Regions from separate parts of the Homo sapiens genome. Here region 2 is linked to region 1. Evidence: chromatin contacts called from ENCODE Hi-C or POLR2A ChIA-PET data. All regions are on one chromosome and are shown on one strand. Each heading gives the region's core, a stretch centred on a gene start or an enhancer-like site at or near the end of the contact. The rest is flanking DNA. Distances are from core to core; before and after follow the strand shown. Region 1 overlaps ABLIM3 (actin binding LIM protein family member 3). Region 2 holds the start of AFAP1L1 (actin filament associated protein 1 like 1).

The links. Hi-C counts contacts between places; a loop is a spot of excess contacts on that map. ChIA-PET counts read pairs that join two places held with the same protein, here RNA polymerase II (POLR2A). Pooled maps may share reads with other maps.
Region 2: a loop to region 1 is called in a map of Jurkat, with 3 times the contacts of the local background. The contact joins the promoter of AFAP1L1 here to the enhancer-like site in region 1. A Hi-C loop is called at or near these places in 3 of 168 maps with a recorded cell type or tissue (CD4-positive, alpha-beta T cell, Jurkat and naive thymus-derived CD4-positive, alpha-beta T cell) and 1 of 50 pooled maps. POLR2A ChIA-PET finds 5 or more read pairs at or near these places in 1 of 52 experiments (WTC11).

Annotation. Positions count from the first base shown.
Region 1 is chr5:149,185,806-149,189,542 of GRCh38, forward strand. The region is part of intron 3 of ABLIM3 (actin binding LIM protein family member 3); the gene reads left to right. Among named protein-coding and RNA genes, the nearest start is that of ABLIM3, 46 kb to the left of the region's middle. RefSeq lists an enhancer at 1,424-2,623. Within about 2 kb of position 1,891, at least 4 of the 41 ENCODE cell types and tissues checked have a DNase peak (open chromatin) inside an H3K27ac peak, as active enhancers do.
Region 2 is chr5:149,270,570-149,274,658 of GRCh38, forward strand. AFAP1L1 (actin filament associated protein 1 like 1) reads left to right here and starts at 1,290. Exons shown (of 19, transcript NM_152406.4): 1 at 1,290-1,415. The coding sequence starts at 1,400. RefSeq lists enhancers at 1,269-1,808, 1,809-2,350, 2,351-2,890.

The DNA.
Region 1 (3,737 bases), core at 641-3,140:
ACCATGCTGACATGAAAGGAAGGAATCTACGAAGGCTAAAAACGGAAACAGAAACCCTGCTGTGACTCCCAATGCCTTATTTCATCCTGATAGTTTATCTTAAACCTTGGAGACCTTGAGCTTTTACTCTGTTGTCTAAATGGATCATGGAGAACAGGAGGCAAAGCTTAGCATCTAGTCAAAGTGGGAATCCAATAGGAGACCTATGTATAAAGCTGTTTCCCCTGAAAAAAATATTCTCAGCATATGATGGATGAGAAATAAACTGGCTCTGGAGAGGGAGAGAGCAAGGAAACTTGCCTGTTCCAACTTTGGCACTGAGTAGAGGGGAATAAAACAGTGGCTCACTCCTGTAATCCCAGCAGTTTGGGAGGCTGAGGTGGGAGGGTCACGAGGTCAGGAGTTTGAGACCAGCCTGGCCAACATGGTGAAACCCCACCTCTACTAAGAATACAAAAATTAGCTGGGTGTGGTGGCAGGTGCCTGTAGTCCCAGCTACTCAGGAGGCTGAGACAGGAGAATCGCTTGAAGCCGGGAGGTGGAGGTTGCAGTGAGTCAAGATCACGCCACTGCACTCCAGCCTGGTGACAAATTGAGACTTCATCTCAAAGAAAAAAAAAATTATGAAAAATTACTTATGAAAATATCTGTCCATAATCCACCCTTTACATGGATTCATGACTATATTCGTGTTATATATTTGTTATAAATAAAAATTTATAACAATATATAAAATATGTAATAGAGTCAAGCAGAAAATTTAAGTTACAGCGGTCTCCCACTTGGCAAATGGCAAAAGCAAATGATACTCCTCTTTGGAGGAACTCAACTTTATTCCAGGCCTCAAAGACTTTCCACACATAGTGTTATCAGGAAAATGAGTAACTCACAGTCAGTCAAAAACATACAAATTATAATGGAATGAGAGCCAGCAGAAACAATGGCGAGCAGAATCAGAACCTCAACAACTTTGTATATTGAAATTTCCTGTCATTACATAATAACTATATTGATACATTTAAACAAGCTAGAAAATATGAGCAAAAAAAAAACAACAGTGCATTATAAGCAATAGTGCAGAAGATTTGAAAAGGAAACAAATAAAACTTCTAAAAATAGAAATATATAATCTTTGAAATTAATTCAATGTATCAATTAAATAGCAGATTAGATGTTGCTAAAGAAAAAATTAATAAAACAGAAGATTTCATCCAAAAAAAGTTATACAGATAATAGATCAAAAATATGAGAAGGTGGTAAAAATAAAAAAGAAGCTAATATATGGAGAATATAGTGAGAGGTCCTGACATATATATCTAATCAGAGTTCTGGGGATAGATAATAGAGAACATGAGTGGGAGGACAATATTTGAAGAGACAACAGCTATGAATTATCTAGAGCTGTTGAAAGACACATATCCTTGAATCCAGAAAACCTAATAAATTCCTGCAGGAAAATTTAAAAGAAATCCACCTACAATATCAGAGTAAAACCTCAGATCATCAAAGAGCCGATCTTAAAAGTAGCCAGGGAGAAAAGACAAATCATCTGCGTATAAATGGTAAATGGCCAGACAACTGACTTTTCAGTAGCAACAAGCAAACTAGAAAACAGCAGAAGAATATATTTAATGTACTGAAAGAAATAACTGTCAAGGAAAGATTATGTATTCAGCAAAACTATCTTTCTATAACAAAGACAAACCTACAACTAAGATTATACTTAATGGTGAAAGACCGAATGTTTCTGTTAGATATGAGTTCTAAATTTCTTTTCAAAGAATTAATACGTTAGTATGTTCAATTCTTTGCCTTCTACTTTTAAACTTAACTTCCTCGTAAAGCAACATTTTTCAATTACCTACTCCACCCTGACTCATTCCGATTTCCTACCCCACCCTGACTCATTCTGATTACCTACTCCACCCTGACTCATTCTGATCACATGCTCCACCCTAACTCATTCAGATTACCTGCTACCTGCTCTGCCCTGACTCCCGCCAAAGCACTCACCCCGTCATTCTCTTTAAATTAGCCAGTCGGAATTTGTTTAGCCTGTGCGGTCTAACCCTAGCCAATAGGGAAACGACACAGCAGCAGGGGCCACGTGCCTCAGGGATAAGAACCTCTTCCCCTCCCTTGTCCAAGTGCACCCTCACCTTTGCTCCATCTGTAAGGGCGCACCGTTCTATAGTAATAACTTGCCTTGCTGAGAATTAAAAAGAAAATTTTATATTCTAGTGCTATTCCTTTTGCAGCACCGAAATTTTATATATAACATTTCCCTGTAAGATCAAAAACAAGACAAGAATTTCTGCTCTCACCACTTCTATTTGACATTGCATTTCAGGTTTGTGCTAGGTTAATTAAGGAAGAAAATGAAATAAAAGGCATCCAGATTAAAAAGGAAGAAGTACAACTAATCTCTATTTGCACATGACATGATCTTGTATAGCAAATCCCAAGGAATACTAAAAAATTATTAGAACTAATAAGTTTATCAAGGTTTCAAGATATAAGATCAAATACCAAAATCAATTATATTTCTATACCATAGCAATAAACAATCTGAAAATAAAATTGAGAAAACAGTTCCACTGGCAATAGCATCAAAGGAATACATAGGAATGAATTTAACAAAAGAAGTTCAAAATGTGTACTATGAAAACTACAAAATGTTAAACAAGGCCTAAATAAATGGAAAGGTGTCCCTTGCTCATAAAATAAAAGACTTATTTATTATTAAGATGGCAGCACTGGCTTGCAGATGGCCGCCATCTTGCTGCGTCTTCGCATGGCAGAGAGAGAAAGGGAGAGAGGGACAGCCAGCAAACTCTCTAGTGTCTGTTGTTTTAAGAGTACTAATCTCATCATGAGGGCCCCACCCTTATGATCTCATCTAAACCTAATTATCACACAAAGGCCCATCTCTAAACACTAGGATGTTGGAGGTTAGGGCTTCAACATATGAATTGGGGGTGGGGACAGAATTCAGTCCATAGAAAATGCAATCCCTATCAAAATCTCAGCTGGCTTCTTTGCCAAAATTGATGGTCTGATCCTAAAATTCATATGGAATTTCAAGGGACGGACATAGAATAGCCAAGCAATCTTTAAAAAGAACGAAGTTGGAGAACTCACACTTCCCACTTTTAAATATGCTACAAGGCTATAATAAACAAGATAGGGTGGTACTAGCACAAGGATAGGCATAGAAATGAATAAAATCAAAAATATAAACATAAACTTATATTTATGGTTGGTTAATTTTCAACAAGGCTGTTGAGATAATTCAAGAGGGGAAGAATGGTCTTTTCAAAAAAAGGTGTTTGGAAAACTGAATATTCATATGCAAAAAATGAATTCACACTCTTTCTTTACACATACATAAAAATTAACTAAAAATTGATTGAAGACCTAAATGTAGAAGGTAAAATTGAGAAACTCTTAGGAAAAAATATAAGAATAAATCATTGTGATCTTGAGTTGTGCTAAACCTTCTTACATATGACACCAAAAGCTCAAGCAACAAAGAAAAAATATATCAATTAGATATTATCAAAATTTAAAACTTTTGTGCTTCAAAATACACCATCAAGAATGTGAAAAGACAACCCATAGAATAGGAGAAAATATTTGCAAATTATAAATCTGAAAAAATATTTGTGTCTCAGCTATGTAAAGAATTCTTACAATTGCATAATAAGAAGACAAATAACCTAATTTCAAAATGGGCA
Region 2 (4,089 bases), core at 40-2,539, 84 kb after region 1:
CAGGAGGCTGAGGCAGGAGAATTGCTTGAACCCGGGAGGCAGAGGTTGCAGTGAGCCGAGATCGCGCCACTGCACTCCAGCCTCGGCGACAAAGGGAGACTTTTCAAGAAAAAAAAAAAAGAAGAAAAGAAAATATTCCCAGTCCAGGAAAGTACAGGAGGGTCTTTCCCAGGCCTTTTGTTGCCTCCATACCTCTGTGGTAGCTGTTCCCTGTTCCAGAATGTTCTAAGTAGGGAACAGTGGTCAGCTCAAAGCTGAAAACCATGGCCTGGCCCATGGTGGGAGGAGCAGTGTCTAGGAGAACAATTGGTCCTGGACTTTATGAAGGGTCTTAAAGTCAGACATTTGATATTGTGTATAAATGAGTGAGACCTATTTTCACAGGGATATACTAATAAGGTGAAGAAGTTGACATTCTTCATACAGCTTTAAACTTAGATCCCATTACTGTTCCACACTGGTCATAGCAATATTTTCTACAATCTTGCGAAAAGTACACTTATATTGCACTGTATTTTGTATGCTAAAAGTATTCATTTCCACATTTTTTATCACCCTGTTCTGCATGTTTTCACGTGTTACTCATTTTTCTATTCTTTTTCTGAATTCTCCCAGATCCTCGTTATGTTTTCACGTTTTAGTACACAAGGAACCTCAAAAGTTGAAAGTGTCCCAAGCCCTTGCCCACCTTTCAGCAAGCCTCTCTTTCTCCCTTTCCCAGGTGCTTTTCTTTCTGAAGATCTTTGTTATTATTTAACTCCTCTTTCGCAACACCACTGACATTGCACCGGCATCGCCGCGGGCCCACTGTCTGGCTTAGAAGGTGCTCAAGAAAGACCCGCGGCGAATGGAGAAGACAAGCCCAAAGCCAGGAAATGGGTGGCGGCTGCAGGGAAGGGGGTTTTGATTCCCTAGGATAAAAACGCGCTCCAACAGTCTCCGCATTCCGGCATGGAGCCGGCTGAGGGGTGCGGTGGTAAGACCCCATCGCTAGCGGAGTGCAAGCAAAGCCGCACACCTCCTGGGTCCGGGCTGGGGCAGGCCGCGCGGGCGCGGGAACGAACGCGTGCGGACGGGGAAAAGGGTCCTCCAAGCCCAAGTGGGAGCGCCGCGGAGGGCGAGCGAGCGGCAGGGCGCGGCGGGGCGTGTGCGGCACCACGGGACAGCGGGCTGCGGCCCAGGGGGCGAGGCGTGCTCGGGTCTATTCCGGGAGCGGCTCTGAGGGGCGGGCGCGGGCGCGGGCGGGGCGGGGGCTGCCGGCGAGCATCCTGTCTGGGGGAGGGGACCGCAGAGAGCGCCGGCCGCTGGGCTGGCCTGAGAGCGCAGCGCGCCGGCCGCTACCAGCCGCGCCGGAGCCCCTGCGCCCTGCGGCCCGCTCCCCGGGGACCGGGCCGGCGCCATGGACCGAGGCCAGGGTAAGAGGGGCCGCGACGCCCGCACTTGTTGCGGCGCCGGGCGGGAAAGGGAGACTGGACGATCTGAAGCCGGAGAGGAGGAGGGAGAGAGGCGGGCGGTGGGGCGGGGGCTGAGGAACGCTCGGAGGGGACTGGGAGACGCGGCGCTTATGCAAAGGTGCCTTCGGCTGCCGGGACAACCCGGTGCGTGTCAACGCCCGTGTCCTGGGGCCAACTCGCCTCTCGTGTGTGAAATCAGAGTTTTCATAGGCTAACGATTTGTAACTTCATAAAAGATCCCCCTCTAGTTTCCGGAGGACAGCGAGCTCCTCCCACCTCATTCCACTCTAAAGGGGAAAACAAGGTGTACAGGTTCAACTCCCGAAACACCCGCTGTGGGCAGCCCCTAGGGAGAAGCTCTAGGGGACCGAAGTTTGCAGCTGCCTAGGGCATTGCGAGAAGGAGGAGCGCCGTGAGCAGGCGCGCGTGTGCATGCATGTGTGCGCCAGGGAGGGAGGAGGCGGGGGTGGTTCTATCCCGCACCAGCTGTGTCCTCGGCCCAGCCCTTCTCTCTGGACCAGCGACAAAGTTGGACTAGATGGTCTCCAAGGCACCTTGCCGACCCTTTTCCAGTGTATTTGGTAGACGTTTCACAGAAGTGGAGGGGACTTACTGAAATTGAGATTGACATAAGCCGAGAGGGCAGCATTCGTAGGGGGCTAGCGCACATTTTTTTCTGTTTGTTTTGTTTTGTTTGAGACGGAGTTTCGCTCTTGTTGCCCAGGCTGGAGTGAAGTGGCGCGATCTTGGCTCACTGCAACCTCCGCCTCCCGGGTTCAAGCGATTCTCCTACCTCAGCCTCCCGAATAGCTGGGATTAGAGGCATGCGCCACCACACCCGGCTAATTTTTGTATTTTTAACAGAGACGGGGTTTCACCATATTGGCCAGGCTGGTCTGGAGCTCCTGACCTCAGGTGATCAGCCGGCCCCGGCCTCTCAAAGTGCTGGGATTACGGGCGTGAGCCACCGCGCCCGGCAGCGCACATTTTAAGTAAAGGTCTAGACATGGCCTTTGGCAATGGCCAGATGGGCATGTGTGTGTCTGTAAAGAAGTGGCCTGCTTGGACATGTGAACAGTGTCAGAGGCTGGGAATCAGAACCCCAGGGTTTCAGTCTGCACCTCTGGGATCCAAAGAGATCACAGGTGTGACGGCACTAGATAAACTAGTGAGTGCTGTGCCAACAGGCGAAGTGTTGTTGTTGTTGCTGTTATTAATAATGGAAAATTCATTCCCCTCCCCACGATAATCTCACACCTCTCCCCCATCTGCCTGTTTGCTGTGCTGAGCCCCCGAAGGGAGGAAAAAAAGAAGGGAACAGGGGCATGGGAGCAATTAGCAGGCACTGGGGCAGGGATGAGCCGGGAGCAGGTGTGGGGTAACCTCCCTTACTCCTGTTAAACGGAAAGTCAGGCTTGGCGAGCTCAGAGGGCCAGAGGGGACTCCTGGCTTCCAGTTCAACCTCCTCACTTGCCCCTCCCCAACAGAGAATACTGCATTCACCTTCTCCTTCAGGGACTGGGAAGGGCAGGCAGGAAAGAGAGTGGGCTTCTGTTTGGTTCTTTAGCAACTGAGGCCTAGATTTGTAAAGCAGTTCTCACCTGTTAACTGATTTCTAGGCAAGTGTGAAGAGTGTACATCAGGGAGGAAAAACAGAGAGAAGAGGCACCTCTCACACCCCTCAGTCCTGCTGTTCCCACCTCCTGCATAATGCGTCTAAAGCAAATACCACCATCCCCCCTCCCCTTCACACTCCTAGTCGCCCGCCACCTCCCCAACCTCTCCACCACCCCCACTCCCCACCAGTTTTTAAATACCAACCTGTCTGATCTCCAGTACAAAAATCCATACCTAGGCCTACCCAGGCCTGTGGAAAGTGCACTGTGTCATCCTAAGACAGAGTGACAATAGTTCACTTCACTTTAAATGCTTGGTAACCAACAACCTCCACGTCAGAAGGCTGCCTCCAGAGCACTCTTCCTAGGAAGTCAGACTTCCCAGGAATCCCTTGGTGCTGAGAGCCTAGGAGGGCTCTGACCTGCTCTCTCCCTGCAGGCTTTTCTAGCCTGCTATCTTTCTTTACACCTCTTGTCACAACTTTATAGACATAGTTATCTGACTCTTTAGTGTCGGCCTCCCTACCCAGAAGTAAGCTTCAGGAAGGCAAGGAGTGGATCTATTGTGATCAATCTGCTGACACTGCACCTGGCACATAGTGCACAGTGAGGAGCTCCAACAGTGGTTTAATTAGTAAAATACAACACACTTTATAGTGCACCTCGAATTGATTACTTGTACAGCAATACTTAGTAGTATTCTCTTTTTAAAAATCAACATTGCTGTACAAGTAATCAGTTTGAGAATAGTACTAAGTATACTCAGATCAGTTCTTGGTGACTTACAAAGGCCATCTCAAGTAAAGTGGTCTTGTGGCTGGGCACACAAGATCAGTTTAACTGTCTGGCTCCTCAGTTCTCTACTCTGATAAATAATTGCAAACACAACCGTTTATGAATCAGAATGAAAAATCTGCATGCATTTTTAAGATAAAACATGAGACTTCAAGTATTCCAGGCTGGGCACAGTGGCTCACGCCCATAACCCCAACACTTTGGGAGGCCAAGGTGGGTGGATC